Linked DNA regions of Homo sapiens: region 2 is linked to region 1. A link is an interaction called in ENCODE POLR2A ChIA-PET data of the cell type or tissue named here. Cell type or tissue: OCI-LY7. All regions are shown on one strand. Each heading gives the region's core, and the rest is flanking DNA. Links, peaks and the distances in the headings are about the cores only. Region 1 has its middle 52 kb from the start of EHHADH. Region 2 holds the start of LOC101929018 (a long non-coding RNA gene).

Region 1 (16,646 bases), core at 3,051-11,050:
CCCCATCTCTACAAAAAATGTTTAAAAATTAGCTGGATGTGGTGGTGTGTACCTGTAGTGCTAGCTACTTGGGAGGCTGAGGCAGGAGGATCACTTGAGGCAGGAGGGTCACCTGAGCCCTGAAGTTCTAGGTTACAATGAGCTAATGATTGCAGCACTGTACTCCAGCTTGGGTGACAGAGTGGGATCTTGTTTCTTTTTTTTTTACTTTTCTTTTTTGAGACGTGGAGTTGCTCTCACCCAGGCTGGAATGCAGTGGTGTGATCTCGGCTCACTGCAACCTCCGCCTCCTGGGCTCAAGCAATTCTCCCGCCTCAGCCTCCTGAGTAGCTGGGATTACAGGCATGCATCACGATGCCCAGCTAATTTTTGTATTTTTAGTAGAGATGGGGCTTCAACATGTTGGCCAGGCTGGTCTCAAACTTCTGACCTCAAGTGATCCACCCACCTCGGCCTCCCAAAGTGCTAGGATTACAGGCGTGAGCCACTGCCCCCAGTCAGAATGAGAACTTGTTTCTAAATAAAACAAATAAATTCTCATTTAGCCACATATTTCATGTATTGCGGTATAATCAATTTTTTTTTACCACTTTTATTCCATGTCTTACAAGGGAGCACTCACTTGCATTTATTCCACATTTATTAAGCACCCTCTATGGCCAAAGAATGAGTGCTTGAATAACCAATAGCCTAGGAAGACAGGCAGAAATGCAGGATTCGCAATGTCAGCTGGTAATACAGCAACAGAAGTGCACAGCGTGCAGAGGAGGGGCAAACTGCAGTAGGTCAAGGACTGAATCTGGATCTCTTAGAAAATCTTGCACTCTACTTCTGAGAAACATTGTTTCTTGGCAACACATTCTGCTGCCCTAAACCCCAGGGATCCAAGCCCAAAACAGAGGCATTGCCAGAGCAGCATTCCCCATCAGATAGGGATTAACAAACTCAGTAAGGTCATTCCTCCTTGGTTAGAGTGCAGAGGCCGTGAGAGACAAGTAGAGAAGGTAGCCAGTTTCTGGGTTACCAAAGGGTCCAAAGAGCTTCCCAATTCTAATCTATCATTAACTTCACAATAATTCACCCTTCTTTTTTTTTTTCACCACTACTTCATGTTTTTCATGTCTGTATCAGGTATTTTACAAAATTTTTACTTTTCAAACTTGGAAAGGAAACTGTACTTTTCCAAGTTCATATTCTCCTCCCTAATACTTTAATCACTATTCTGAATTTGGTGTTTACCTCTCCAAATAAAAATTGTACTATTGGCAGGGTGCAGTGGCTCATGCCTGTAATCCCAGCACTTTGGGAGGCCGAGGTGGGCAGATCACGAGGTGAAGACATCGAGACCATCCTGGCTAACACAGCGAAACTCCGTCTCTGCTAAAAATACAAAAAATTAGCTGGGCATGGTGGCGAGCGCCTGTAGTCCCAGCTACTCAGAAGGCTGAGGCAGAAGAATCGCTTGAACCCAGGAGGCAAAGGTTGCAGTGAGCCGAGATCACGCCACTGCACTCCAGCCTGGATGAAAGAGTGCGACTCCATTTCAAAAAAAAAAAAAAAAAACTTGTACTATTGTTCATTTTTGTGAAAATATGAAATGCTTCTGAAATTTGTTTTATTCTACATTTTCCCCTTTTTTTTTTTGAGATGGAGTCTCACTCTGTCTCTCAGGCTGGAGTGCAAAGGTGCAATATCAGCTCACTGCAACCTCCACCTCCTGGGTTCAAGTGATTCTCCTGCCTCAGCCTCCTGAGAGCTGAAACTACAGGCACACACCACCACGCCTGGCTAATTTTTGTATTTTTAGTAGAGACAGGGTTTTGCCATGTTGAGTAGGCTGGTCTTGAACTTCTGGGCTCAGATGATCTGCCTGCCTTAGCTATTTTTCTAATTTTCTATTTCTTTATTATTTTTATTATGAAATTCAGAAAGTATGTCCGTATGTACTGTTAGAATTTTATATTCATCTAACATACTTTCAAATGTACTTTTTCTCAATGGCTATCAACAGGGGATAGGCCTTCTAATAATCATGCTGCTTTATAAACTGTCAGGCATTTTCATTAGAGAACTTTATTATCTATTTCTACTTTATTCAAAATATCATCCCACACTGATAGTTTGCATATAATTATGTAATCTATTTGCATCAAGATGCTTTTGATTTCAGCATACTATATTTCCACAATTGATATCTCATATATAATTACTTGATAAATGTTAATTTGTTTAGAAGTGCCCCGATTGCATTTAATCCCCTTCCTAGGGCAGCACAAAGTGGGAAATCTCTGCATTGTATAACCCCAAATACTTCTTCACTGGATAACTCTCTGCCAAGATAATATGAATCCTTCCTGCCCCTCAAAACATTAAAATCCCCAACAGAATCCTGCTGAGATAGAACCAGAGGGGTAATCCCCAATTTCTGTCCAAGCATCTCTCTGCGTGACCCTTGAAACACACATGCATGGATAGACTCATAACAGCACAGCCAAAGAAACAAAATTGGAACTGATATCCGAGCTTCTATCTTCTGTCTGCATCTTGGAGAGTGAAAAGCAGCAGTAATTCTGGAGGGTCATGTGACCTGACTGGAGGAGGTAGCTACCAGTCAGAAGTATACAAGTAAATACTTCTCCTTGGCTTGCAGCCTGGGGCAAAGGTTAGTCAGTTTTCAGAATACCCAGTAGAGGAAGGAGTTCCTCTTCACGTGGAAAAATGGAATTCAAAAATCCCACTGTTTCCCCAGTTTCCTGAAATCACTCATGATACCAAAGACACAGTGGCTATTTACCCAATGCCTTTCTAAATAACATTTAGGCTCTTACAAGGCCAATAAGTTTCACAACTTATATTCAACATGATTTTTGAGACTGATCTATGTTGATACGTGAAGCCCTATAATTCATTGTTAAATTTTATTCCAATGAATGAATAGTCCAGCAAAGCTCATTCATTCACTTTCCTTTTGATGACTGTGTAGGCTGTTTCCTTTTTTTTCTTTTAAAACAGTAATGCAATGAACATTTTTGTAGATTACTTGGGTAAGCATGAAAGACTACCATATTTTCTAAAACATGTGCCTAAGTATCTGCCCACTTTGCTTTCAACCAAAAATGTAGTTCTTTCAAAATAGCCAAATGAGAAGGAGAGGGGAGCCTAGACAATAACTAAAGGTCTACATACCAATTTGGGGGACTCTGAGACATCAGGGAACCTTGATGAGCCTGAGGACCTCCCCAGGCTGCCAAGAAAATAAGTAAAGGTGATTCTGGGTTGGGGCTTATGGTAGACACATGAGATTACAGGATGATATGGTTTGGCTGTGTCTCCATTCAAATCTCAACTTCAATTGTATCTCCCAGAATTCCCATGCATTGTGGGAGGGACCCAGGGGGAGGTAATTGAATCATGGGGGCTGGTCTTTCCCATGCTATTCTCATGATAGTGAATAATCTCTTATGAGATCTGATGGGTTTATCAGGGGTTTTCACTTTTGCTTCTTCTTCATTTTCTCTTGCCGCCACCCTGTAAGAAGTGCCTTTTGCCTCCCGCCATGATTCTGAGGTCTCCCCAGCCATGTGGAACTGTAAGTCCAATTAAACCTCTTTTTCTTCCCAGTCTTAGGTATGTCTTTATTAGCAGCATGAAAATGAACTAATACACAGGATTAACTACGAAAGGAGGAAACAAAGGCTACTATGACTTGGAGTAGGAATATTCCTAGGAAACTCATTCTATAATAAAAGAAAATCAACATACCACTTGTTGAGTGCTTTAGAGACATATGATTTAGAGAAACACAAAATAGCTTAATTCAAAGTGACTTCTGACTCAACTTCTGCAAAGTTGTCTTAAGTTCCACCATAGAGCCTGGATGTGTTCTGGAATGTGAGTACGACCTTTGCTTATCACTGTGAATATTGAAAGCAGAAAACAGCAAGAACAGAGAAGCACTAAGGAATACAGAATTGAACAAAGAAAAATGGCAATGATAGCATAGTGGCAGGTATTGACTCCTCTGCCTATCACAGGAATAAATGGATAGTTGAAGAGTTATATCAAGTTATTTTCATTTCTTTCTCATATATCTTTTTTTCCCTTTCCATATCACTCTTTTTTTCTCTTTGTGCTTCAGTTTGAATAACTTCTATGGATCTGCCTTCAAATTTATTTATTCATTCCTCACCTCTTTCCAGTCTGTTGAAATGCCTGTCAAAAGAGTTCTTCATCCCAGATATCATGTTTTTTTATTTTAGTGTGTCCATATGACTCTTTTTAGAGTTTACATTTCTCTGCTGAAATTCCCCAACTGTTCATGCATGAGGCCTACTTTTTCTACTTGTTCCTGTAATATATCAATCATAATTAAAGTCCTCATCTGGTATTTCCAACATCTGAGTCATCTCTGGGTCTGGGTCTGTTGATTGCTTTATCTCTTGAAAATGGTTGTGTTTTTTTTCATATATTTCATAATTTTTTATAGAATTCCAAATATTGTCCATAGAATAACAGTATAAACTGAAGGAAAGAATAGTTATTCCTGGAAATGGAGATGCCTATTCTGTCAGGCAACCAGGTGAACAAATTCCAAAGAGAGAGAATCTAGTCAGTGGTTGAGATGTTGTTTCCCTGTTGCTGTAGTTACCTTCTGTGCACCTTCCTCTAGCAGTGGGCAGCTACTATCTTGTGCTTCATGTGGAGTCTACAGTGTTCAAGGGATTTTACTCAGTGTTCCTGCTCCAATCTCAGCTTTCAGCAGTCACTGCATATCTGTGCCATAGAGGGGGTTCTCTCTCTCCATCCTTGTCCCTCCCTCAGCAGTAGGCTACAGCTGTTTTTAACTCCAGTCTATTAACAGAACTCATTGTTCTCCTGATATCTCAGTGTTAGCTAGGCCCTGTGCACCTAGGCCTCGGGTATGCGGCTTTCTGTGCCCCTACCCCAACCTCTTGGCAATGAAATTTTGCCTTATATCTGTGGAGGAACACTGTAAAAACAAAACAAAACAAAAACCCTCCAGTATCCCACGGATCACACTAAATACAAAATAGTAGCAGCTACTGCTGGAGAATGTTCTGTGCCTTCCCTAAGGGCAGGCAGCTTTTGCTTCTACCCTGCCCCCATAATCAGTGAATCTTTGCCTGGACTGAGGACAAAAGGGTTTCCTTTCATTTAAAGTTTTTGCTCCATATGAGAGAATAGCTGATAATTTAGGCAGGGTATGTAATTATGTATCGCTAAAGAGTGGCTCTCTTCAGTCTGCTGACTTGCCCCAATCTTTTTGTTTCTTTTTTCTTTCTTTTTTTTTTTTTTTTTTGTGAGACAAGGTCTCGCTTTGTCACCAGGCTGGAGTGCAGTGGTGTGATCTCTGCTCACTGCAGCCTTGACCTCTTGGGCTCAAGCGACCCTCGCACCTCCCAGCCTCTGGAGTAGCTGGGACTACAGGCATGTGGCACCACACCCAGCTAATTTATTTTTTCTTTTTGTAGAGGCAGGGTTTCACCATGTTGCCCAGGCTGGTCTTAAACTCCTGGGCTGAAGCAATCCACCCACCACCTTGTGGCCTCCCAAAGTGCTGGGATCACAGAGTGAGCATCCAGCCTCAATCTTTTTATGAGCAGTGGTGGAAGTTATTGTAGGTTCAGTTATGTACCCCTAAAAGATAAGTTAAAGCCCTAACCCCTGGCACCTGTGAATGTGACCTTATTTGGAAATAGGCTCTTTGCAGATATAATCAAGTTAAGATGAGATCACACTGGAATAGTGTGCGGCCCTAATCCAACATGACTGGCATCCTTATAAGAAGAGAAAACACGGTGGAATAGGAATCCCCAGACCTCATTCCCCCACAGAGATACTGACTTAACAACAACATATGGCCCAAAAAGACTTTATGAGAACTCCAGAAACCAGTTAAAAAGTCACAGTATCCCAGGCAAGCTCAAAGCCAAGAACAGCCACATTGAAACAGGCAAGAAAAGCTAATGCATTTCACCCATAATAGGCCTTCCCCAAGCCAGTCCAGCCCTACATAATTGCAAGTAAATGCCAAACTTGCATCTTCTCATCAGAAGGGAAAGAAAAGGATAGAATGTGCATCCAAAGTTCTAGCTTTTTAGGGAAGTGCCCAAGGGAATGGTTACTGTCCAGCTTGATGTGGAACACTGACAGAACCAGAATACTTTGGATGCTTGGGGTCCACTGAGAACAGCGGAGAGTTCAGCAGCTAACTGCAGCACCTGAGAACCTGCAGCACAGCCGACAGAAGACAACAGAACTCAGTGTTATTGGGAGAAAATGCCCAACTCATGGCCTTTCTCTCATGAAGAAAAGAGAAGAGTAGAAAGTATATCCAACCTTTCAGCTTTTCTGGGGACTGCCTAAGAGATGGCTTTCTGTCTTACCTGACTTGGAATGCTGACAGAACTGGCAACTTTTGCATGCCTGGGAACTGCTGAGAACAAAAGAGACCTAGGCAGCTTGTAGGAACACCAGAAAACCAGCAGTACCATGGAAAGACACCAGAGGGAGCAAGTGCCTAAAAAAGAAACCAGCAAACTTCTGTAATTGGGAAATTACAGGCACAGTTCAGAGGAGATACAACCCCATTAAAGGTTTGAGAGGCCCTAAGACTCTATAGCTGGGCTAAAGAGAGTCTTAACATCTCTTCCTCCCTGTATGAAGCCAGTCCAGAAGACTGGGAGCGTGGCTGTTTTTTAAAAATGTGCAAATCCCAGCAAAAAATAATCAAGAATACAAAGAAATAAGGGCCCGACCAAGGGAACAAAGTAAGTCTCAAAAAAAAAAAAAAAAAAAAAAAGACCCCAAAGAAATGAAAGTCTATGAATCACCAGACAAAGAACTCAAAATAGTTGTCTTAAAGAAACTCAATGCACTACAAGAGGACAGATAGACAAATAAAGGAAGTCAGGAAAATGATACATGAACAAAATGAAAATACCAACAAAGAGATAAAAACTATTTTAAAGGCTGGGTGTGGTGGCTCATGCCTGTAATCCCAGCACTTTGGGAGGCCGAGGCGGGCAGATCACAAGGTCAGGAGTTCAAGACCAGCCTGGCCAACATGGTGAAACCCCATCTCTACTAAAAATACAAAAATTAGCTGGGTGTGGTGGCATGCGCCTGTAATCCCAGCTACTTGGGCAGCAGAGGCAGGAGAATTGCTTTAACCTGGGAGGCGGAGGTTGCAGGGAGCCGAGATCACACCATTGCACTACAGCTCTGGGCGACAGAGTAAGACTGCATCTCGGGGTGGCGGGGGAGGGGGTGGTGCACCAAATGGAAATTATAGAGCTGAAGAATATAAAACTGAATTAAAAATTACACTAAGCAGATTCAACAGCAAACTTGATCAAACAGAAGACAAAATCAGCAAACCCATTAAGAATTATCCAGCTCCTGCTTGATAATTCAACAAAAAGTAAAAAGAATGAAGAAAAGTGAAGAATGCCTAAGGGACTTATGGAACACCATCTAGTTGACCAATATATGCATTAACTGGATTATCAAAAGAAGGAGAGAGAGAGAGAAAAGGACAGAGAGGTTACTTGAAAAAATAATGGCTGAAAATGTCCCAAACATGAAGAAAGAAATGGAAATCTAAATTGAACAAGCTGAAAGGACTCCAACTAGGATGAATCCAAAGAGGCCCACAGAGACACATTGTAACCGAACTATCAAAAGCCAGACACAAAGAATCTTGAAAGCAGCAAGAGAAAAGTGACTTGTCACATACAAGAGAACTCGCATGAGATTATTATTGGATTTCTCAGGAGAAACACTGCAGACGAGAGAGTGGTATGATACATTCAAACTGCTAAAAGAAAAAACTGCCAATCAGAAATACTGTAGCCAGCAAAACTGTCCTTCAAAACTGAAGGAGTTTAAATAAGACCTCAAACTGTAATAATCCTAGAAGAAAACCTAGGAAACACTATCCTGGACATTAGCCTTGGTAAAGCATGTATTATTAAGTCCTCAAAACCAATTGCAACAAAAACAAAAATTGACAAGTGGAACCTAATTAAACTAAAGAGCTTCTGTACAGCAAATGAAACTATCAACAGAGTAAAAAGACAACCTACAGAATGGGAGAAAATATTCACAAACTATTCAACCACCAAAAGGTCTAATATCCAGAATCTATAAGGAACTTAAAGAATTCAACAAGCAAAAGTCAAATAACCCCATTAAAAGTGTGCAAAGGAACTTTGAACAGACACTTCTCAAAACAAGACATACATGCAGCCCAACAAACATGAAAAAAGCTTACCATCACTAATCATCAGAGAAATGCAAATCAAAACCACAATGAGATACCATCTCACACCAGTCAGAATGACTATTACAAAAAAGTCAAAAGACAACAGATGCTAATAAGGCTGTGGAGAAAAGAGAATACTTATGCACTGTTGGTGGGAATGTTGATTAGTTCAGCCACTGTGGAAAGCAGTTTGGAGATTTCTCAAAGAACTTAAAACAGAACTACCATTCAACCTAGCAATTCCATTTCTGGGTATACATCCAAAAGAAAATAAATTGTTATACCAAAAAGACACATGCACTCATGTACATCACAGCACTATTCACAATATCAAAGACATGAAATCAACCTAGGTGCCCATCAATGGTGGATTGGATAAAGAAAATTTGATATATGTATACCATGAAATGCTATGCAGTCATAAAAAAAGGATGAAATCATGTTCTTTGCAGCAACATGAATGCAGCTTGAGGCCATTATGCTAAGAGAATTAACACAAGGATAGAAAACCAAATACTACATGTTCTCACTTACAAGTGGAAGCTAAACATTGGGTACACATAGACATAAAGATGGCAACAGTAGACACTGGGGACTAGCAGACAGGAGAGGAAGGGGAGGAAGGGAGACAAGAGTTGAAACACTAACTATTGGGTACTATGCTCACTACCTGGGTGACAGGATCAACTGTATCCCAAACCATAGCATCATGCAATATACCCATGTAACAAACCTGCACATATATCCTCTAAATCTAAAATAAAAGTTGAAATTATAAAAATAAATATATACAATTTCAAAAATTTTAATGAAGGAAAAAAATAGACCTTTCCAGATCATCAAAAGCTGAAGGAGTTCAGCACTAGAGCTGCCTTACAAGAAATGCGAAAGGAAGTCCCTCGGGTTGAAATAAAAGGATAGTAGATAACAACTTGAAAGCATATAAACACGTAAAGCTCTCTGTAAAGGTAAATACACAGGTAAATACAGAATCATGTAATACTGTAATGATGGCACATAAATCACTTTTAATTCCCATGTAGAATTTAAAAGATAAAAGCATAAAAAAACTATAACTATGAAATTATATTACTAGATACAAAGTATAAAAGACATAATTTGTGAGATTGATAAAGTAGAGGATATGTGAAGGAGTAGAGTTTTTGTACATGGTTTAAATTAAGCTGACATCAGTTTAAAATAGATTGTTACAATTATAAGATGTTTTATGTAATCCCCATTGTAAACACCAAGAAAATACCTTTAGAAGATACACGAGAGAAAGTGAGAAAGGTGTCAAAGCATGTCTCTCTCTACAAAAAGTCAACAGAACAAAAAGGCAAGCAGCAAGAGAGGAAAACAGGTACAAAAGAACTACGAGACATATAGAAAAGAAATATTAAAATGGCAATAGTAAGTCCTTCCCTAACAATAATTACTTCAAATGTAAACAGAACTCTCAATCAAAAGACATAGAAAATGGATTTTAAAGAAAGACCCAACTATAAGCTATGTATAAGAAACTTACTTTAGATATAAGAACACACATAGACTGAAAGTGAAAGGATGGAAAAAGATATTCCATGCAAATGATAACCAAAAGAGAACAGGGGTGGCCGGGTGCGGTGGCTCACGCCTGTAATCCCAGCACTTTGGGAGGCCGAAGGGGGCGGATCACAAAGTCAAGAGATTGAGACCATCTTGGCCAACATTGTGAAACCCCATCTCTACTAAAAATACAAAAATTAGCTGGGCATGGTGGCGCATGTCTGTAGTCCCAGCTGCTCGGGAGGCTGAGGCAGGAGAATCGCTTGAACCCGGGAGGCAGAGGTTGCACTGAGCCAAGATCGCGCCACTGTACTCCAGCCTGGGTGACAATGAGAGACTCTGTCTCAAAAAAAAGAGAACATAAGTGGCCACACTAATATCAGATAAAAGAGACTTGAAATTAAAAAAAATTGTCAAGAGACAAAGAAGGACATTATATAATAAAGGGTCAATTCACTAGGAAGAAATAGCAATTATAAATATGTATTTATATTTGTAACAGCAGAACACCCAAATATATAAAGGAAACATTGACAGACTGAAAGAAAAACCAGATGGTAACACAATAATAGTAGGAGATTTCAATGCCCCACTTTTAATAATGGATAGAACAACCAGGCAGATAATCAATAAGAGAACAGATGACTTATACAACCCTACAGACCAATTGGTATTAACAGACGTACAGAATATTCTACTCCACAACAGCAGAACACATATTCTTCTCAAGGGCATATGGAACATCCTCTGGGACAGATAACACGTTAGGCCACATGACAAGTCTTAACAAATTTAAGAAGACTGAAACCATACCAAGCATCTTTTCCAATCACAAGGAAACAAAACGAGAAATCAACAGCAAAAGGAAAACTGGAAAACTCACAAATATGTGTAAAATAAACAATATGCTCAATAACTAATTGGTCAAACAAGAAATCACAAAAAATTAGGAAATATCTTGAGGACAAATGAAAACAAAAGCACAACATACCAAAAGGTATGGGATGCATCAAAAGTAGTACTAAGGGGGAAAGTTATTAGTGGTAAACACACAATAAAAAAGAAGAAAGATCTGAAATCAACAACCTAATTTTGCACCTCAAGGAACCAAAAAAAAATTATAAACTAAACCCAGTATTAGTATTAGGAAGGAAATAATAAAAAATAGAACATAAATAAATAAAATAGAGGATAGAAAAATAATAGAAAGAAATCAGCAAAACTAAGAACTTGTCTTTTTAAAAAAGGCAACAAAATTGACAAATCCTTAGCTAGACTAAGGTAAAAAATAGAGAAGATTCAAATAACAAAAATTAAAAACAAAAGAGAAGACATTACAACTGATGCCACAGAAATAAAAAGGATTGTAAGAGAGTACTATGAATAATTATATGCAAACAAATTGGATAACATAGAAAAAATGATAGATTTCTAGAAACATACAACCTACCAAGACTGAATCATAAAAAAAAAAAAATTGGAAAAGACCTGTAACTAGTAAGGAGAGTGAATCAGTAATCAAACACCTCCCAACAACAACAAAAACAGCCAGGACCAGATGCCTTCAATGGACAATTCTACCACACATTTAAAGAAGAATTAACACTGATCCTTCTCAAACTCTTTCAAAAAATTGAAGAGGATAAAACACTTCCAAACTAATTACCACTACCCTGATACTAAAAGCAGACAATGATACTCTAGGAAAACTACAGACTGATATCCCTGATGAACACTGATGTAAAAATCCTGAACAAAATATTAGCAAACAGAATTCAACAGCATATTAAAGGGATTATACATTATGATAAAGTGGGATTTATTCTCGGAACACAAGGATGGCTTAACATATGAAATCAATCAATATAATATACCACATTAACACAATGAAGGCCAAAAACCATATGACCGTCTCAACTGATTCAGAAAAAGCATGATAAACTTCAATCTCCTTTCATGATAAAAACACCCAACAAACTAAAAATAGAAGGATATTATCTTAATACAATAAAGGCCATTTATGAAAAGTCCACAGCCAATGTCACACTCCATGGTGAAATACTGAAAACTTTCCCTTTAATATCAGGAAAAAGGGAAGGATGCCCACCTTCACCACTTCTACTCAACATAGTATTGGAAGTATTGGCCAGGGCAATTATACAAGAAAAAGAAATAAAAGGCATGTAAATTGGAAAGAAAGAAGTAAAATTATCTCTGTTCACAGATGGCTTGATTATATATGTAGAAAAACCAAAAGATTCCACAAAAAATTAATGAATTCAGCAAAGTTGCAGAATACAAAATCAATGATTCAGAATACAAAACACAAAAATCAGTGTGTTTCTATACACTAACAATGACCAATCTGAAAAACGAAACTAAGAAAACAAACCCATTTATAATAGCATCAAAAAGAATAAAATAATTAGGAATAAATGTAAAGAAGGAGGGAAAAGACTTGTACATTGAAAACTATAAAACATTGCTGAAAGAAATTAAAGAAGACACAAATAAATGAAAAGACATCCCATACTCATGGAGTGAAGACTTAATATTATTTATTTGTTAATTTATTTATTTACTTTTTCAGACAGTCTCGCTCTGTCACCCAGGTTGGAGTGCAGTAGTGGGATCTCAGCTCACTGCAACCTCTGCCCCCCAGATTCAAGCAATTCTCCTGCTTCAGCCTCCCAGGTAGCTGGGATTACAGGTGTGCACCACCACACTCAGCTAATTTTTTTTTTTTTTTGTATTTTTAGTAGAGACAGGGTTTCATTATGTTGGCCAGGCTGGTCTCGAACTCCTGACCTCAAGTAATCCACCCGCCTTGGCCTCCCAAAGTGCTGGGATTACAGGCGTAAGCCACTGCGCCTGGCAAGACTTATTATTAAAATGTCCATACTACCTAGAGGGACCTACAGATATTATTAAAATGTCCATACTACCTAAAGTGACCTACAGATTCACGCAATCCCTATCAAAATCCTAACAACATTTTTGCAGAAATAGAAAACAAAAATTTTTAATTCATATGAAATCTCAAAAGGCTCTGAATAGCCTTAAAAAATATGAGAAAGAAGAAAAAGCTGAAGGCCTCAAACTTCCTGACTTCAACATATATTACAAAACTTTAGTAATCAAAACAGAATAGTACTGGCATAAACAGACATATTGTCCAATGGAACAGAATAGCCCCAAAATGAACCCTCATGTATATGGTCAAATGATCTTTGACAAGGGTGCTGAGGTCACACAATGGGAAAAGGACAGTCTCTTCAACAAATGGCATTGGGAAAACTGGATGTCCACATGCAAAAGAATGAAGTTGGACCCTTGCCATACAAAGGTCCTATAAAATTTGACTACAAAGATGAACTCAGAATGGATCATAGGCCTAACTGTAAGACCTGAAACTATAACACTCCTGGAAGATAACACAGGGGAAAAGCTTAATGACATTGGGTTTGGCAATTATTATTTGGATATTGACATGAAAAGCACAGGCAACAAGTGCAAAAATTAGACAAATGGGACTACAGCGAACTTACAAACTTACATGCAGCAAAGGAAATAATCTAAGAGTGAAAAGGCAACCTTAAAAAGTTTCTCAAGAGAACTTGACAAAAATCCAGAATATATTAATATAATGAAGTCTTACAACTCAATAATAAAAAAAAAAAAATCCAATTTAAAAATGGGCAAAGAACTTGACAGACATTTCTCCAAAGAAGAGATACAAATGACCGACAAACATATGAAAAGATCCTCAACATCAATAACCATCAGGGAAAGGGAAATTAAAACCAGAATAGTATCACCTCATACCTATTAGGATGACCACTGTTAAAAAATTAATTAATTAAAAATAAATAAATAAATAAAAATAATAAGTGTTGGTAAGGATGTAGAGTACTTGGAGTCTCTGTACACTGTTGGTGGGAATGTAAAATAGTGCAGCTGCTATGGAAAACAGTAGGGAAGTTCCTCAAAAAATTAAAAATAGAATTACCATATGACCTAGCAATCCCACTTCTGGGTATATATCCAAAAGAATTCAAAACAAGATTTCAAAGAGATATTCACACGCTCATGTTCATTGCAGTATTGGTCACAATAGCCAACAACCTAAATGTCCACCAACAGATGAATAAAGAAAATTTGGTATATTCACACAATGGATATTATTCAGCCTTAAAAAAGAAGGTAGGCCAGGCGTGGTGGCTCATGTCTGTAATCCCAGCACTTTGGGAGGCTGAGACAGGTGGATCACTTGAGGTCAGGAGTTTGAGACCAGCCTGACCAACATGGTGAATCCCTGTCTCTACTAAAAATACAAAAATTAGCCAGCGTGATGCCAGGCACCTGTGGTCCCAGCTAGTCAGGAGGCTGAGGCAGAATAATTGCTTGAACCTGGGAGGCTGGAGGTTGCAGTGAGCCGAGATGGCGCCATTGCACTCCAGCCTGGGCAACAAAGCTACACTCCATCTGAAAAAGAAAAAAAAGAAAAAAAAAATAAGGAAATAGGGCCGGGCGTGGTGGCTCACGCCTGTAATCCCAGCACTTTGGGAGGCCAAGGCAGGTGGATCACCTGTGATCAGGAGTTCGAGACAAGTGAAACCCCATCTCTACTAAAAATACAAAAACTTAGCTGGGCGTGGTGGCGGGTGCCTGTCCCAGCTACTCGGGAGGCTGAGGCAGGAGAATAGCTTGAACCGGGGAGGCGGAGGTTGCAATAAGCCGAGATCGTGCCACTGCACTCTAGCCTGGGCAACAGAGTGAAACTCTGTCTGAAAAAAAAAAAAAAAAAAGAAAAGAAGGAAATCCTATCATATGCTACAACACAGATGAACTCTGAGGACACTGTGTTAAGTGAAACGAACCAGCCACAAAAAGAAAAATATTGCATGATTCCACTTATGTGAAGTATCAAAAATAGTCAAACTCTTAGAAATGGGAAGTAGAATGGTGCTACTAGTAGAATGGGGAAGAGAGAAAAGGTGAGTTATTCAAGGGGTACAGAGTTTCAGTTTTGCAAGATGAAGAAGTTCTAGAGATCTGTTTCACAACAATATATATACCGTTAACACTACTGTACTGTATCTTTAAAAATTGTTTTAAAAAGAGAGAGAGAGGGCCGGGCGCGGTGGCTCACGCCTGTAATCCCAGCACTTTGGGAGGCCGAGGCGGGTGGATCATGAGGTCAGGAGATCGAGACCATCCTGGCTAACAAGGTGAAACCCCGTCTCTACTAAAAATACAAAAAATTAGCCGGGCGCGGTGGCGGGCGCCTGTAGTCCCAGCTACTCGGGAGGCTGAGGCAGGAGAATGGCGTGAACCCGGGAGGCGGAGCTTGCAGTGAGCCGAGATTGCGCCACTGCAGTCCGCAGTCCGGCCTGGGCGACAGAGCGAGACTCCGTCTCAAAAAAAAAAAAAAAAAAAAAAAAGAGAGAGAGAGAGAAAACAGACAGACATACAGAGAAGATAGCAATATGAAGATGGGGTCATCGACTGAAATGTTGTTACACAGCACATTGCTGTACTTCATTCTGGCAGCCCTAGGAAAGTAACACAAGGGCCCACAGAAGAAAGCTTGCAAGTGAGTGCAGGCTCCTTTTGTGACTGGGGCTTCCCGTTATTCTGAAATGTTACATTAGCCCACATTCAGCCTTTAAGAATTCATTACAGTTTTAGCTGCTTTCTTCTTACCTACCTTTACGGTGCCTTCTCTTCCTCCTATGCTCTGCCAAAGGTAACACAGTTTCTGTGTCCTGTCTCTCTTCAAAAGGGCTTGCCTCTCTTTGGAATTTCAGTTCATCTGATTGCCTTGTGACCTCAACTCTCTGATGAGCTCAAGAAGCATCATGACTTTGTGGATTATCAAGATTTTTCTCATTGTTATGATGGGAACAATGTTCTCTTGCAACATTCTACATCCTAAACAGAAGCAAAATTTTCAGCATTTCCTGAAAGATGATTCCAAGGGTTATTAATAGATTTTATGAGCGAAAAAGAATTGTGATTACACGTTTGGAACGTGTTAAGATACACTATAAACTTTCAAAAAAGACTGCAACATTTTCCAAACATGTCATTACAGAACCCTTTTGGCTTACAAAATCTCTTGCAGTTGTGTCAGACATTCTGTGTACCATAGTTTAGGAGATAATGAGTTAAACGCCTAGACATGTTTTTTTTGTCCTCACTATATGGCAAAATTAGTGTCAGCAAACCAGTTGGGGGATATTTTCTTTCTGCCACTTCACCACTTTGACTGAAAATAAGATCTTTCTGTTTCTACATCACTTATGCTGGAAGATACGGTGACCTTTGCATTACTTCTGTCTCTTCTCAGGTTTTCTCCCGTTACTCATCAAATGCCAAAATGAGGAGATACTTGACTTCTTAAAAAATGAACATAAAGTTCCATCAAATAAATAAAATATGTAAAGTAAATTCAATAAACATATTTTAAATTAGTTAGGATAATGTATACTTACACATTAAATATAACAACACAAATTTAATCAGCAACATGTTATACATAATGCTTTTGGTAAAATACTTTCCCTTTGAGTTGTCCATTTTAATGGTTCTGTGGTGTTCTTAATGTTTCTCCTCATTTCCTTTCCTTGAAATACGTGGAACATAAATGGTTTTTTTAAAACATACATATTTCCATTATTTCCCTAAGTCTATGGTTCATTTAGTTTTCCTCTTTCAACCCTGAAAAAAATGGTGTGGGACAGATGTGACTTCAAATGTAATATTTATCTCTAAGTAAAAGATAGAAAAGAGAAAGCTTTCTAAGAAA
Region 2 (16,646 bases), core at 4,429-12,428, 180 kb before region 1:
CAAGCAAAAAAAAACCGTAGTCACTGTTCCTGGTGACATTCTGAATTATTATTTTCTTAATTTTGCTGCTGCTTGTAACAGGTGCTTTGTCCTTTTCTTCTTCCAGGTTTGATCCCATATAATTTCATCTGTGTGCAGACAGGGTCCATCCTGTCAACCCTAACCTCTCTGGATGCTCTTTTCTCCTGGGACACTGTCTTTAAGCTGTTGGCCATTGCCATGGTGGCATTAATTCCTGGAACCCTCATTAAAAAATTTAGTCAGAAACATCTGCAATTGAATGAAACAAGTACTGCTAATCATATACACAGTAGAAAAGACACATGATCTGGATTTTCTGTTTGCCACATCCCTGGACTCAGTTGCTTATTTGTGTAATGGATGTGGTCCTCTAAAGCCCCTCATTGTTTTTGATTGCCTTCTATAGGTGATGTGGACACTGTGCATCAATGTGCAGTGTCTTTTCAGAAAGGACACTCTGCTCTTGAAGGTGTATTACATCAGGTTTTCAAACCAGCCCTGGTGTAGCAGACACTGCAACAGATGCCTCCTAGAAAATGCTGTTTGTGGCCGGGCGCGGTGGCTCACGCCTGTAATCCCAGCACTTTGGGAGGCCGAGGCCGGTGATTCACAAGGTCAGGAGTTCAAGACCAGCCTGGCCAAGATGGTGAAATCCTGTCTCTAATAAAAATACAAAAATTAGCCAGGCGTGGTGGCAGGCACCTGTAATCCCAGCTACTCGGGAGGCTGAGGCAGGAGAATTGCTTGAACCAAGGTGGCAGAGGTTGCAGTAAGCCAAGATCACACCACTGCACTCCAGCCTGGGTGATAGAGTGAGACACTGTCTTGACAAAAAAAAAAAAAAAAAGAGAAAAAAAGAAAATGCTGTTTGTATTTTGTGGTCTAATAAGGAGTTCGGGATAGCCTGTTGTATTTGCCTCATGCCAGCCCCTGAGCTGCCTTGGGAGAAGATGCTGATTGTCCTTGTCCAGAGTACTGCTTTTGCAGAGTGACAGGCTGCTGGGACAGATGTCCTCCTGTTGCATCTTTGTGGATGTTTAGTACCAATGATGACACGGGAACTCACATCACTGACACCGCTCTTCATCTTCTGTTAGTCTCTTGAAGAGCATTTTTTTGTACTTCTTTGCTGATGACCTACCTCTTCATAAGCCAAGTGAAACAAGTTGACGAACTGCCTAGGACTTCCACGTGTTGCTCACATACATGATGATTTCTGTCACGCTCTTGTGTTCAGACACACTGACATTACCATGTATGTCAGACCTCCTTATGATCGCATGTCCTGACAGTTAAGCTGATTGCAAACAGACTATTAAATATGAATGGAGCAAACGCTGTATGTCATGGATATGTTCTGGAGAAATTCTTACCCATCTGGATGGGGCAGGGCCCTTGACTCACCTGAATCATGACCAGGCAAACATTTTATCTGTCCTTTCTGCAGGAATCCGTTCTGTGTCATGCTAGGAGAATGGGTTCAGTATATGGGGCCATCAGGCAGTATACCCTCTGAATGTTTTTCATTGTTGTATTTGCTTAGAGTAACTAAACAATTGTATCTTTTAATTTATCTTTTAATTCAAAGAGGAAACCTTGGCTTCTGATAACTTTGTTGTGTTGTATCTTAATGGCCTATAGCTGTCATTACTTCCTGTAGCTGCAGTACAGAATTGTTACAGACCTGGATTAATGCTTCCAAAGACAGAAGGACCTTGGCACCTAAACTGACCAGCCCTGTGATCCTGCACCCCACAGGAGTAACTCATCAGGACTTACCAGACTGCTGCTTTTGGGCATCATCTGCTGGGTTGATGATTTGGTTTGGCCAAGAGTCTTGCCAAGACTTTAATCTATGCCTCTTGTTCTACATGAATTCTTGGGAATTACTCACGTTCCATAGGAAGAGTGCATCCCCAGGTGATGGTTTTTGGTTATGGTATGATCCTTTCACACCGAGGATTTCATTGTTTAAAACGTGTTTCTTTAAAAGAAGCCTTGATAACGAGAGTGGGGGAAGGAGGCAGCAGACTTTGAAGACTGTGGCCTTTGGTGTTCTGGAGTAGGGGGAGGGAAGGAGAAACATGTTTTCCACATCATCGCAAGTGTGTGCCCTTTGCCCCTTTTCAGGATCCTTAGAGTTGCCTCCCTCCCTCCACCCCGACAGTTTTGCAATAATGTGCCTTATCAGTTGTGAGTTTACAGGTGAAGCAATTTCCCAAATAAATGGATGTAAGTGTTCTGTGTGGTGCTTGTTTGAACATGTTGCTAACTTTCAACTACCTTTGCCAGTGGGAATTAGGATTGGCTGAAAATTGGACAGTCCAAAATGGTGTTTTAAGCTTTCCACTCTCAATGCTTCTTACCAAAATAATTTCTCAGAAGCCAGATTTTCATCTTCATTTTCTCTCTCTGCTCCCTGTATAGTGGGGTCAGTAGTAACAGGAGTAGCTACCGGATGGGCAGCAGGAAAGCATAGGGAAGAAGCAGAGTGCCAGTCTAGCTTTTACAGAATACTCAAGAAGAGGCTGTCACCAAATAAAATGATGATTGCCCCTTCCTTTCGTGGCTGTGTCAAATACAAGAATCGCAGAAACTAGCTTTCTCCATTACCTGCTTTTTGTGGCTGCAGGAAACCCAGTCATGGAAAGTCTTCCTTTCCCTCAAGTTCTGACAAATGCTGAGATTATTAAGGCAGCTCTCAGGGCACAAACAGTACATTTAGAAAAAGACAGGACTAGAAAACAGTGAAGTACACTTTTTGTTTAATTCCATGCATTTGTTTGCTTTGATAGTCATTCTTGTTCCCATTGCCGTTCAATACAGAGAGGGAGCCGGCATCAGAAAACAACACTGGGAGCTGGGGACTGACAGTACAGGAGACCAGAGGGGAGCCAGGTAAGGAGGTTCATTTGGAGACCTAACCACAAAAGAGAAATTCATTCGCTCCAAGTCGATAGGAGCTCAAATTACTGTAATAAAGCGTCAAAGAGGGTCTTCCCACTTCCAGAGTCTGGGAAGTGGTCACTCTGAAGGTGAAGAGCCACTGGGGTGATATGGGCAAGATGGGACATCTTCCTAATAGCTTGCACATGCTGGCTGGGGTTCCCTTGGCCTGCAGTCACTGGAGGACCCTGTCCACCTGGTCACTGGACAGCAGCCTAGGGCCGGGAGCCAGCGATCCCTGAGTGCTGTGAAGTGGCTCTGGAGAGCAGACCTGGGATGCTGCCGGGAGCTTCCTTACAGTGGCCTTGCCATCTGCTTAGGGCTCTGCTCTGTGAAGTCCTGCCATCGTACCCTGGCCACATGACAGTTAACAAAAGCCTTAACCCACCTCCTGTTTCTCAGAGCAGTGATTTTAGAGCTCCCCTCTTTAGCCACCTGTCCCTGAGAAATGCTCCAGGTTCCACAAGGGTCCTCTGCTTAGCCTAGTTCAGTCCGACTTGAATAGGCTTTTGCAGTATCAGTTGTAACATGCAAACAAGCAGATTAATATGATTCTAATGTGCCAGTCTGTGAGGGTGGGACACTGGTGGTGTGAGTATGCTAGGATATTTGTCCTATGAAATCAGCAAAGAAGAAACATTTTGCTGCCTGGAAAGGCACTAAATTCATACTGACCGTACAAGTCAAAGTCTCGAAAAGAATGTCACATTGTTTTGGTACATGAGTCTCACAGAGTCTAAGAAGCAAGTAACTGGGACTTATATTAATTTTCTGTTTATAAAAGGTGAGGGAGGAACATATTCATTCAACAGAATTAAATGATGTGAATGAAGAGACATTTTGGAATGGGATCCATCAGTGATTGGTGTTCCTTCAATTGGAATTGTTGTCCAAAAGGGCAGTGGGTAGAGGCAAGTGGCCTTTCCCCTTTCTGTGGTACCGCCCCTGACAGCCACAGGTGGACACTAGTGCGAGCCTGTCGTTCTGCCATTGGGGCTAACTCAAGCTCAAATGGCAATTCCAATCAAGCGGCAATTGTTGCTCCAAGTGCTATGTTGAGAGGTTCTGAGGCTGTGTCTAGGCTCAGTAGGAAAGATACGATGCTCAATACATAATGTTGGTCTTGGTCTTGGAGGTGGTAGATGGTGGTAAGTGGTAGTATAATATTTCGGCTTCTGGCTCAGTGGGAAAACAAAACATAGCACACTCTACTGCAGAGCAGGGCAGGAATTCTATGGATTATAAATATTATGTTCTGGAGAATTCAGTTCCAGGAAGTTCAAGTGGGACTGTTTTAAGAAAAGGAAAAAAAAATTGAGACATGAGGACATTGAAGAAAAAAAGAGTAAATCATTTGATCAAAAAGGATGCATTTATTCTTAAAGGATGCCAATGTTCCACAGTGGGAGAGGGCATTTAAAATAGTCTGGAGGCTGGGCATGGCAGCTCACGTTTGTAATCCCAGTACTTTGGGAGGCCAAAGCAGGAGGATCGCTAGAGCCCAGAGTTCGATACCAGCCTGGGCAACACAGGGAGACGCCCATCTCTACAAAAAAAAAAAAAAAATTGTTGTGCATGGTGGCACACACCTGTGGTCCCAGCTACTCAGGAGGCTGAGGTGGGAGGATCACTTGAGCCCAGGAGGTTGAGGCTGCAGTGAGCCATAATCATGCCACTGTACTCCAACCTGGTGACAGAGTGAGATCCTGCGCCCTCACCCCCCCCCAAAAAAAGTCTGGGTTGGTGCCAGGTAAATCCCAAACCCAAGCACATCTATTATTTAGAAAAGGAGAGGGGAATAATTTAGCATGATGAAGCTCTACAGGAGATGTCCAGTACTTACTAAATCCTACTCAAAATGTCTTTACTTCTAGAAGGATAGATTTGTTTGATGCCAACATTTTAAAATATAGTATCTCAACTTCAAGTAGCTAGATGAAGACGCCAGTTTACAATAGAGCTAGCATCTTCATCTTTCTCAGTAGGAGCTCCCCACCATCTTGCAAACAGGTCTAAACTTAAGTGGTGGTAAGGTCCATTATAATTTCAAAGTAGATGCAGGCTTCTCAGCCCCTCTGCAAAGCAATTTTAAAAGGAACTGTTATCCAGAGGATATGATCTTGAAATAGATGAAAATCAGAACCAAATGCTCATCTGCAACCCAAATTAAAACTCATCATCTTGCAGTCAGTTAAAAACAGACGCTAACGGAACATGGACATTCATCCCAAGATGGTGAAACTTTCCATCAATGAAGCAGCTTGAAATCACAGTCTTGTGAGGTTCCTGGAAGCACTGTTGTAACACACTTGTCAGGACTGAAGAATTAGCTCATAACTTCCCTGAGCTCTTGATTCAACACTCTTCAGATGACTGTGGAGTCGTTCTCAAAGAAACATACATCAATTCAAGATTTTCCCGGTTATCACAAGGCAGGCAGCGAAGGACCAGGCTGGGCTAGAGAAGGTATTTCCCTTTTTAACCTCCACTAAGGACCTTATTCTCCTCTGAAACCTCTAGTCAATTCTACTTAAAAAAATGTGTTCAATATGGACTTTATTCAACTCTCGACTATACAATGAATGACTGAGATTCAGCCACTACGTACTACCCTAACATACTCATAACAGTTAATCCACATAAGGTGTATGATGACAATAGCATAACAGATAATCAAGATGAGAATTCAAAAAAAACTGATCAAAATTACGAGGTATCAGGGGTAGGTTTTCTAGGAAGACCATCACTGAAAGATGTAAGATAAAAGCTGACCCTCATGTTTCTCTGTTGCCACTAAAGGTGGGCAAGAATTGGACAAAACTGCCAGTGTTTTATGTTGGATAGAAAGAAGACATAGAGTTGTAGCATCTCTGTTCCAAGGAATAATGAACCAGAGAGATTTACAGTACAGTGAGATCTGAAGTCAAGAGGATGGAAAATATAGCCTTTCAAGAATTTTTTTCCAGTCGTTGGTCCTCTAAGTGACCAGGCCTCCTTCTTAAAGTTCTTTAGTCTTGTTCTAGGATGACATCACAGTTAGGCATTTTATGTCATGCCCTACATGTATATACGGTAGTCCTCCCTTATTTCTGGGGGATACATTCCAAGACCCCCAGTGGATGCCTAAAAACTCTGATAGTACCAAACCCTATATATACTATGTTTTTTTTTCTATACTTACATATCTATGATAAAATTTAATTTGTAAATTAGGCACAGCACTCTTGCCCTTTGGGGCTATTATTAATTAAATAGGGGTACTTGAACACAAGCACTGCGATACAGTCATCTGATAACCGAGACAGTCGATCTGATCACCGAGACTGCTACTAAGTGACTAATGGATGAGCAGCATGAATATGCTGGACAGAGGGAGGATCACCTCCAGGGCAGCAAGGGGCAAGATCTCATCATGCTCCTCAGAATGCTGTGCAATTAAAATTTATGAATTGTTTATTTCTGGAATGTTCCATCAAATATTTTTGGACTGCTGTTGAGCGTAACTGAAACCATGAAAATGAAGCCATGGGTAAGAGGGGACTACTGTATACCATTTCTTTTTTTAGTCTCCCTGCTACTCTCCACTAGGAGAATAAAGGTGGGAGAACAAAGGGGTCTGGCAGGAAGGAGATTGCAAACTATGTTGTCAATTCTTGAAACGAATCCATGAGCCCTGTGCGGAAACCCTCTAGGTCTGTTCCTCTCAGGACATTAAATCATTCTCTTTTTATTTCTAATATAGTCCCATGAATTTATTTCCTAAGAAACTTTAGAAAGTTTACAGCTTTTTAACTATATGTCCATCCACTATTTGACATCCTGGGGGTCATCGGCCCACCCAGGAGCTTTCATGATCAAGTCAAAATCACAATGTATCCATTGGGCTTCAGGGCAGAACATGCGTCCTCAGATGATTGTTGTACACAGAAAATTAGGGAACACAGCTAAGATCAATACCAGGGAGCTCCCAAATGGGAATTCCATTTTCATTCCTTCATTAAAATCATAAAATCCATAATAATTCCTGGTTAGCAATAAACACAACCATTGTGCCACATCATAAATCACACCTTCTGATCGACAGAAAATGAGAATGATAATATTATAAAATAAAATAACAATGATAATAATGCCATAACTTAAGATCTTTCATGTAGTCCAGCTACAGAATTTTTACAAAATGGAATAAATTAATGCAAACAATACTGCTCTTTGTATAAATTAAACATTTTCCTTCATCCTAAGAGCTATAAATCACAGACACTACATTTTAAATCAATGTATCAACATAAAGTGTAAACAAATGGATCAAACAAGCAAAAGGAACTCTAAATTCCCTCCTGCCTTTCCTTTTTGGCTGATGCAATCAGTAAAACCCAGAGGAGCGGCAACATTTTCATGTGCATTGGAAATGGTTTAACAGCTGTCTGTGCAAGTATTTCCTAACGTCCAACATGATGCAGTGTCAAAGAGTCCAGTGAATCTAGAGAGGTTGTTTGACGGTAATCTGTCTTGGAGACAGGGACAGGTACTAGGTCAACACCTATTTGTACATAAAATTCTAAAAAAATTTTTCCTTAAGGCCAAGGCACCATGAAGTACCTTGGAATGCTTTTCAGAGCCCATGACCCTGGAGACAGGCAGGACCTCATGCTTTTGGCAATGTAAAAATCCTTCCTATCCCTGCTCAGCATCCCTTGTTCTTTCCACAAATGTTCAAATCCAGTTATTTAAAACTGCATTGATTTGGAGTGAAGTAAAAGATATTTTACAAGTAGCATTGAACAAAAATGCTATTGTGCTGGGAGAGGAGTTGCCTTTTGCAAGCTGCTTGTTTTTGCTTTTATTCTGACAGTGGTAGCCAGTCATTAAGACTTCTAAGATAGGCCGGGCACAGTGGCTGATGCCTGTAATCCCAGCACTTTGGGAGGCCGAGGCAGGCGGATCACCTGAGGTCAGGAGTTTGAGACAAGCCTGGCCAACATGGTGAAACCCCGTGTCTACTAAAAATACAAAATTAGCCAGGCGTGGTTGCGGGCGCCTGTAATCCCAGCTACTCGGGAGGCTGAGGCAGGAGAATCGCTTGAACCTGGGAGATGGAGGTTGCAGTGAACTGAGATTGTGCCATTGCACTCTAGCCTGGGCAAAAAGAGCAAAACTCTGTCAAAAAAAAAAAAAAAAAAAAGAACTTCTAAGATAGAATGAGTTATTGAATAAAAACAAAGGGATGGTTTGGGCTCAGACATTGTATAGACACACATACATCCTAGCTGCCTTCAAAGTCTGTTCTCCTGCTTGAATCAATATGACTCAAGTAGACAAGCAACCTGGCTCCAGAGAGGGGTGGTTCCATCTTCTCCTCGTAGCTGAACTGAGTGATCCTGAGAATGGAGTTTTATAAATTCCACGTTCGTTTTCCTAACACCACTGTAGATGTTCTTCCTCTCTCACCCTTTTCTCCTCCTCAGTACTGCCCCCCAACCTTTGTTCCTACAGGAAGTGGTCAGCAGGCAGAAAGGAAATGAGCTACAAGGAAATGGCACTTGAGTATGAAAGATCAACACGTTGGGTCAAGGTAGCACATTTGCCAAGGTAATGACAGTGACAGCACTAAAAAGGGACGTATTTGCCAAAAACAAGATTTGACACTATCTGTAAACCTCACTACCAACTGCTGCTTAAACATTTAAAAATGAAACCAGCTTCCACATACACAGGTTTGTTTGTTTGTTTGTTTGTCTGTTTTTCCCTCCTAGAGGAAGCACATGCCCTTGAAGACATTGGGTGCAAGTATCTGGTCACCAGACTTTTCTAGGTCATTTCCGTAAGCCACCTGGACAAGCTGGTTGAAGTGAATATGGTCTGTTCACAAGTTGCCTGGAATTGCTTTTCTTTTGCTGTTCTTTGTGTTCTAAAATGTTCAATGTCTTGCTCTGGCTCTTCTTTAGTCACTTATGGCCAAAAGACCTGGTCCCCTGTTCAAGCAGCAATAATACCTCCCGGCCCCACAAATTCCCAAGGATGTTGCTCTTAAATTCCACTTATTTCTTTTTTTCTGTTCTTTCTTTTATCTCTTTTTTTTTTTGCAAGAAATTATTGTCTCTCTATCTCATATATAGTTCACTCTTTGCAGTACAAAGTGTTAAAATGTCAAACAAAAATAAATATCAATGTTACAGTAGCTAGAATATTCAATAAAATAGATCCCTGCCATTCTTGATTGAAATGTTCAGTGAGACTTAATTTCATTTGGATATTATTTTCCAGAGATTTGCGAAGTCTCATGTTCCTGTTATTGCAGCTCATTTCTAGGGGGTGGTAAAGATGGGGTAGTCTCTCTTCCCAGACAAAATGCTGGGAGAGAGTGGGATGAGTCTGGGGGTGGGGTGGATCTGAAATGCCAGTATAGTCACGAGATCTTCAGGATGTGTATTCCTTCATTACCAGGTAGCAGAGCTGTAGTGTTTATTGGTCCTAACTGTGGCATCAGAACACTCCCCATCTGAAGAGTCACAGTCCGATTCTTCAAACTGCATGGGGTTCTGCAAAGGCAAGACAAAACCTTAATTCATTTCGATAATCACTCAGTAAATATATGTCAAACACCTCCCACACAACAGGCACTGTGCTTGGTAAGGGGGCTACAAAGGTAAACGAGACCAGGTCCTGTCCTTGTGGGACTTATGGAGAAAGAAAACACATGATGATTATGATTGCTACGACAATAAAAACAGTGCCCACCACACAACCACTTATATAGCGTTTACTATGCTCCAGGCACTGTTGTAAGTACTTTACTTATTTATTTATTTAGAGATGGAGTCTCACTCTGTCGCCCAGGCTGGAGTGCAGTGGCACGATCTTGGCTCGCTGCAACCTCCGCCTCCCGGATTCAAGCGATTCTCCTGCCTCAGCCTCCTGAGCGGCTGGGACTACAGGCGCGTGCCACCATGCCCGGATAATTTTTTGTATTTTTAGTAGAGACAGGGTTTCACTGTGTTAGCCAGGATGGTTTTGATCTCCTGACCTTGTGATCCATCTGCCTCGGCCTCCCAAAGTGCTGGGATTACAGGCATGAGCCACTGCGCCCGGTGGTAAGTACTTTATTAATACATCTGTTAATCCATTTAGTCCTCATGATAACACTATGAGACAGATGCTATTATCATCCCCATTTTACAGAGAGGTTAAGTGGCTTGCCAGGTCCCACAGTAAGTGGAATGCTACAATTTGCATTCAGGCAGTCAGATTCCAGGCTTTACACTTAGAACCACTATGCTAGCCTGCCTCTCCAAAGGCAGTCCTGAATATGAAATAAAGTGCTATATGTCCTATGATGGCATCATCCAGGGAAGAGTCAGGGTATGGAGTGGGGAGGCTCAGACCTTTAAAATAATTTTTTTTTTTCAGAGACAGGGTCTCACTGTTGCTCAGGCTGGAGTGCAGTGGTGTGATCATAGCTCACTGCAGCCTCAAACTCCTGGGCTTAAGAGAACCTTCCACCTCAAGCCTCCCGAGTAGCTGGGACTGCAGGCATGTACCATCAAACTCAGCTAATTAAATTTTGTTGTTGTTGTTGTTGTAGAGGCAAGGTCTTGCTATGTTGCTCAGACTGATCTTGAACTCCTGACCCTAAAGTGATCCTCCTGCCTCAGCCTCCCAAAGTGCTGGGATTGCAGGTATGAGCTACCACACCTGACCTGGGCTCAGACCTTTAACCGTGTTGGGAGATAGGAGTGGGAGGAAGTGATGTTTGAGTTAAATCTTGACATGAAGGGTTCCTGAGCAGTTCAATGTGTGTGTGTCATTTGGGAGAAACTGCCCTCATTTCTGGGAGCTCTGTTGATCTCTGTACGTCTACTTACTTCTTGGAGGCCTGATATGGTTTGGCTCTCTGTCCCCACCCAAATCTCATGTTGAATTGCAATTCCCAATGTTGGGGGAGGCACCTGGTGGGAAGTGACTAGATCATGGGAGTGGATTTCCCCCTTGCTATTCTCATGATAGTGAGTGAGTTCTCATGAGATCTGATGGTTTCAAAGTGGGTGGCACTTTCCCCTTTGCTTTCTCTCTCCTACCACCATGTGAAGACATGCTTGCTTCCTCATCACCTTCTGCCATGATTGTGTTTCCTGAGGTCTCCCAGCCGTGCTTCCTGTACAGCTTGTGGAAGTGTGAGTCAATTAAACCTCTTTTCTTCATAAATTACCCAGTCTCAGGTAGTTCTTTATAGCAGTGTGAAAACAGACTAATACAAGGCCACTGTTGTATCTTATTATTAAATGAAAATTGTAAAGGCCCTAGAGACTTGAACCCCAAAGAGCAAAAAAGGGAACAGTGATGGGAGGAGAAGGGAGAAGCCCCCACCTCATAGCCACGTTCCTCCACACACAGCTTGCCCAGAGACATCTGAGTCTTCACACGGCGCACGGCACACTCCTTGTCAGAGAGCCCATCCGAGTGTGAGGATATGTCAATGGGAATCTCTGGCGTCTGGGACAGCAGGTCGTCTAGCTTCTCTGCCAAGCGGTCTTCAAGTTTATCAGCTAACTCATCAGGACTGTTTGAGTGGTCACTGGTATTTCCCTCTTCTCCATCAGACACAGAGAAATTCTCAGAGCTAAAGGTTGAATATGACTGGCAGCTGCTGATACAGCGATGGGGCCTAGAACCAAGAAGAACCAGGAGAACTTAGTCAGAGGAACAACTGCTTTTCTTTCCTTATCTGTCACTCATAGTAGTGGTAGAGATAATCTAGTTTTTTCCCTGCCATCAAGGAGGCCTAAGAAATCAAGATAGGTAGAAACTATTTAACTTTTAACATTAAGGCAATGGACTGAATTTTATCCCCCATGAAATTCCATGTTGAGGCCCTAATACCAGTGCGACTGTATTCGGAGATAGGGCTTTTAGGAAGTAAATAAAGTTAAATGGATCATAAGGGTGAGGTCCTGATCAAATAGGATTGGCAGCCTTATAAAAAGAGGAAGAGATTCTCTCCATTCCTCCCTCCCACCTTTTTTCAACATTCATGTGCGGGGCAAAGACCATGTGAGGAAACAGAGAAGGTGGCTGTCTGCAAGCCAGGAAGAGAGCCCTCACCAGAAACTGAATCTGCTGACACCTTGATCTTGGACTTCCCCAGCTCCAGAACTTGAGAAATAAGTTCCTGTTGTTTAAGCCATCCAATCTGTAGTATTTTGTTATGGCAGCCCAAGGTGACTAACACAAGAAGGAAATTTTAATTTCCCCTTTCATTTGGTTTATATATTTATGTGACTAAACACTACACTCCAAGCTGATGGCTATGACTGGCCTTTGAAAAACATCAGCTTGTCTAATCACGTTATGTACATATATGCATAGTATGGAATGTCCAAATTGAAATTATGCCTCTTATTTAGAGAGTCATAGATTCTCACAGGTGAAAGAGACTTTGGAGAATCTCTGGACTAACTCATTTCCCAGATGAGAAAACTGGAGCCAGAGAAGGGAAGTGACTTGTTTAAGGCCACACCATGAGAAAAGGCAGAGCTGAGGCTTGGGCTGGGTCTACACACACTTTGATCAGTGTCCTTCTCTAACCTCCATCCCTCACCTCCCTGTCAATCCACCCCAGCTTCATTTCCCAGAGCCCAGTGTCCACTGGGCATGGTGGCCCTGGAGGCCCAAGTGCTTTCACTACCTCTGTTGACCAACCTTCAACAGAAATGAGCATGGAAGGAACATTCACTCTGCAGCTGTGGGTACTGCCCAGCTAGTTAGTAGCTCATTCCAGTTAACATCTGAGTTTGGCTCTGATGAGCCAACGCTTCTGGGGAGATAATTTGCAAAAGTTCCTCAGTTCCTTCCCGTTGTTTATAAGCAGCTTAGTAAATAAGGATGTTACTAGCTTACACTGGCTTAAAAAAACATAAGAAAACAAATAATAAAGACTTCCTTTTTCTTTTGCCATTGTCTGATCTTTCTGTATTTCTTAGTCTAAAGAGTTTTGTTTTGTTTTGTTTTTTTCTTTTTTTTTTTTTGAGACAGAGTCTCACTCTGTCGCCCAGGCTGGAGTGCGGTGGTGCCATCTCGCCTCATTGCAACCTGTGCCTCCTGGGTTCAAGCAATTCTCCTGCCTCAGCCTTCTGAGTAGCTGGGACTACAGGCATGCCCCACCATGCCTGGCTAATTTTTGTATTTTTAGTAGAGACGGGGTTTCGCCGTGTTGGCCAGGATGGTCTTGAACTCCTGATTCAGCCTCCCAAAGTGCTGGGTTTAGAGGTGTGAGCCACAGCACCCGGCCTAGTACAAAGAGATTTTATGCCATATGACCTAGGCCTGGCTGATGCCCAGGACAGGTGATGGGGTGAGTTGGTTGGGGGTCAGGGGGGCAGATCATGGATATATAAGAAGAGGTCATAAAGAGTCCAGGAATAGCAGGGAATGAGAACAGATTTCAATTTTGTGTATAATGCAGGGATCCAGGATATAACTTATCAAAGGGCCAGGAGTCCTTTGGTTTGTAGGGAATTCCTGTTTCCAGGCAGGTACACAAACCTTCCTGGGGAGACTTCTTAGAGCATTACTCTTCAAGAACAGAATGTCCATTAGCAGAAAAAGACCTCTTGGTAGGAAAACTATCTTATTCTCTACATTAGAGGCAGCTTTTATTCTAGAAGTAAGGGGAGATGGCCCTTATTGACTCCTAGCAGGAATATTATTATCGCTATCTAAGCAAGAAGCTATTTCTAAGGCTGGGTTGAAGGTGGATTCAACTTATCTAATCATATTTAACTTGAGATATAAAATCTAAGGCATGGGGAATGCTATGGACTGAATTGCCTTCCTCCCAAATCCATCGGTTGAAGCTCTAAACTCCAATATAATTGTATCTAGATAGACCCTCTAGATAGGGTCTTTAGGAGGTAATTAATATTAAATGAGTTCATAAGAGTGGACCCCTAATCCAATAAGACTGTGACCTTTTAAAAGAAGGAAGAGCTCTCTCTGCCATGTGAGGAAACAGCAAGAAGGTGGCTGTCTGCAAGCCAGTAGGAGAGCCCTCATCAGGAACTGAGTCAGCTAGAACCTTGATCTTGAACTTCCCCAGCTCCAGAATTGTGAGAAATCAATTTCTGTTGTTTAAGCATCCAGTTTGTTACAGAAGCCTGAGCAGACCAACACAGGGAGGCACACTAGAAACCAACACAATTACCCATAAAACAGCATGGCCATCTGTCACAAACTGCCCACTGTATTCTCAGTTGTAACCTTGAATCTGTATTCATGCTCCTCATCATGAAGTTGCTGTAAAATGAATGCTAATGAACTAGGATCTGCTGTGCACGAACAACTGCCAAAATGTAGCAACAGGAAAACATGAACACAGTGAGTTCAAAGTTCCCTATAAGGTGGCTGCCAGGGAATCACCTGTGGTTGAAGAGCAGGTGTGGCAAACTTAGGATTTTTTTTCCCCATTCCACTAAAAGCAATCGTGTGCATTTGTTGGTTTTACCTCTGTCTTCGTGGAAATTCAACTTCACTATCTACTTCCCCTTCTTCCTCTTCTGAGGAGTCATCTCCACTCTGAGGAGAACAAGGATTAAGAGTTTTATTTATTTTAGTGTCACTCTGTCTCTCTCACCCCATCCCCACTAACTGTAAAAAATGTAATTATCATCAAAAGTCATTCATTTAGTAGTAGCTTGCTGAATGTCATCTTTAAACATACATGTCCTCATTATTCATTTAGTAACTTTTCCAGGGTACCTATGATGGCGGGCCTGCATGAGATGCTGGAAGACGTGTAGAACTGAGTGAAATTTTCTTTGTCCTCAGAGAGGTGATGGCTCTATTAAAGTGTCCAGAGGTGAGTGATGGAGAGGGAAGTTGGAGAGGAGGTCTTGGATTTGGGGTCAGTCTCTTGTAATCATTGTCACTAGTGGTTCCAGGCTCTGTTATAGAATTGATCTTTGAAATCCTCAAAGCCGAACAATTACTTTTTCCCTTTTTATATACCAATCCCTTTTTCACTAATATTATGTAGTTAGATAGACATTTTTGAGGGTCAGACTATATCCTGTTTGTACTGTATGCCTCACTCCATTAATACAATACTGCATACAAAATTGGTGTTATCCCTATAAATATATATAATTATTGTTTGTCAATTAAAAGAAAGTGCTTAATGCATTTTTATTGAGTCAGCATGTTGGCAGCAATAAGGGAGCTCTGGCTGGGACACCTGAGTCCCCGTGATTGCTGGGGCTCCATGGTTGATCTGGAAGGCGGGGTAAGTGTCCTGACTGAGGTGATCTTCCTTTACAGAGAACTCATCTCACACCAAGGGCATAGGAGCAGCCACACTTAAGATCAACTGTCCTTAACCACAGCATCATGATACGCTGGATTACCCAATCGCTTGTAAGGTGGGTAATTGGGTCCAAGGAACTGTACCAAATATTGAGAATAATTTACCTTTTAAAAAGTCAGTTCTAAAATATCATGAATCTTACTCATTTGTATTCTGATATGCTTTTTTTTTTTTTTTTTTTTAAAATAGGAAAGACAGAGATGAAGTTATCCTGACTGCTGAGATGAGCAGTTTACCCTAGGAGGACCTGTGGGACTATGTTTTGGTAAAGAAAAGTTGAGCTGCTCTGTGGGAGTGAGGTTCCAATGAAGCCAAATGTACAAGGTGTGTGTTCTATGGCCTAAAGACCCGTAGATGGTATCACAATGGCATGAGAAAGGTTCAAAGATACATGTTATTTGGGGGAGCCTGGGGAATGTGGTGACTGCTAAAGGGTGTGGGGTTTCTTTCTGGGGTGATAAAAGTGTTGTAAAATTGGTCGTGGTGATAGTTACACAGCTCTGTGGATAAAAAGCATTGAACTATACACTTTAAATGGGAGGACTGTATGGTATGCAAATTATATCTTAATAAAGAAGTTATCAAAAAATACAAGTTACTGGCCATCGGAGTTGGAAGAGGAGAGAATGGATCGGCCCAAATCAACTGCACCAGCTGAAACACAATTTTATGTATTTATTTATTTATTGAGACAGAGTCTTGCTCTGTTGCCCAGGCTGGAGTGCAGTGGTGCAATCTTGGCTCACTGCAACCTCTGCCTCCTGGGTTCAACTGATTCTCCTGCCTCAGCCTCCCGAGTACCTGGGATTACAGGAGTGCACCACCATGCCCGGCTAATTTTTGTATTTTTAGTAGAGACAGGGTTTCCCATATTGGCCAGGCTGGTCTCGAACTCCTGACCTCAGGTGTTCCACCCGCCTTGGCCTCCCAAAGTGCTGGGATTACAGGTGTGAGCCACCGCGGCCACCCCCTGAAACACAATTTAATCTCTGGGACTGCTTAGTCAGTATAGGAGCAGCAATGTAGGTGGAGGGGGAAATGCAGTTCCCAGATGACAGCCCTCAGCTTCAGCTTCTTTTCTACTCAATGCCTAGTTGACCAAACATACTCATTACATTTTATACCCTTTCATTCCTTCAGCTAAATTCCTGGTGAACAATGATGATGAGATGAAACCATACTTAGAATTGGGTGGGTGTCTACCATGTTGTAAACATTTTTCATACATAATCTTATTTTTTGACTCATAGCAAGAAGAGCTAATACTTTTGGAAAAGTGCTACGTTCCAGGCCCTGTTCTAAATGCTTTATATGTATTTAT

The links. ChIA-PET counts read pairs that join two places held together with the same protein. Peaks named below come from ENCODE experiments on the same cell type or tissue, not always from the same donor. Only the 100,000 strongest peaks of a DNase experiment are listed, where the experiment ranks them.
Region 2: POLR2A ChIA-PET joins it to region 1 with 11 read pairs; 2 of 35 experiments call an interaction of 5 or more read pairs at or near these places.

Annotation. Positions count from the first base shown.
Region 1 is chr3:185,298,187-185,314,832 of GRCh38, reverse strand. It overlaps a transcript of MAP3K13 not described here. Among named protein-coding and RNA genes, the nearest start is that of EHHADH, 52 kb to the right of the region's middle. RefSeq lists an enhancer at 2,584-2,633. In OCI-LY7, for the core only: CTCF peaks have their summits at 6,318 and 6,522 (motif pointing right); a DNase peak (open chromatin) is centred at 6,512.
Region 2 is chr3:185,475,218-185,491,863 of GRCh38, reverse strand. It overlaps MAP3K13 (mitogen-activated protein kinase kinase kinase 13), which reads right to left. Exons shown (of 14, transcript NM_004721.5): 12 at 14,468-14,538; 13 at 11,335-11,632; 14 at 2,770-9,509. The coding sequence ends at 9,408. LOC101929018 (a long non-coding RNA gene) reads left to right here and starts at 10,553. Exons shown (of 4, transcript XR_007096199.1): 1 at 10,553-10,646; 2 at 14,717-14,821; 3 at 15,280-15,380; 4 at 15,515-16,646. It overlaps TMEM41A (transmembrane protein 41A), which reads left to right. Exons shown (of 5, transcript NM_080652.4): 5 at 107-2,263. The coding sequence ends at 327. RefSeq lists an enhancer at 10,637-11,836. In OCI-LY7, for the core only: no CTCF peak of the experiment used is centred there; no DNase peak of the experiment used is centred there.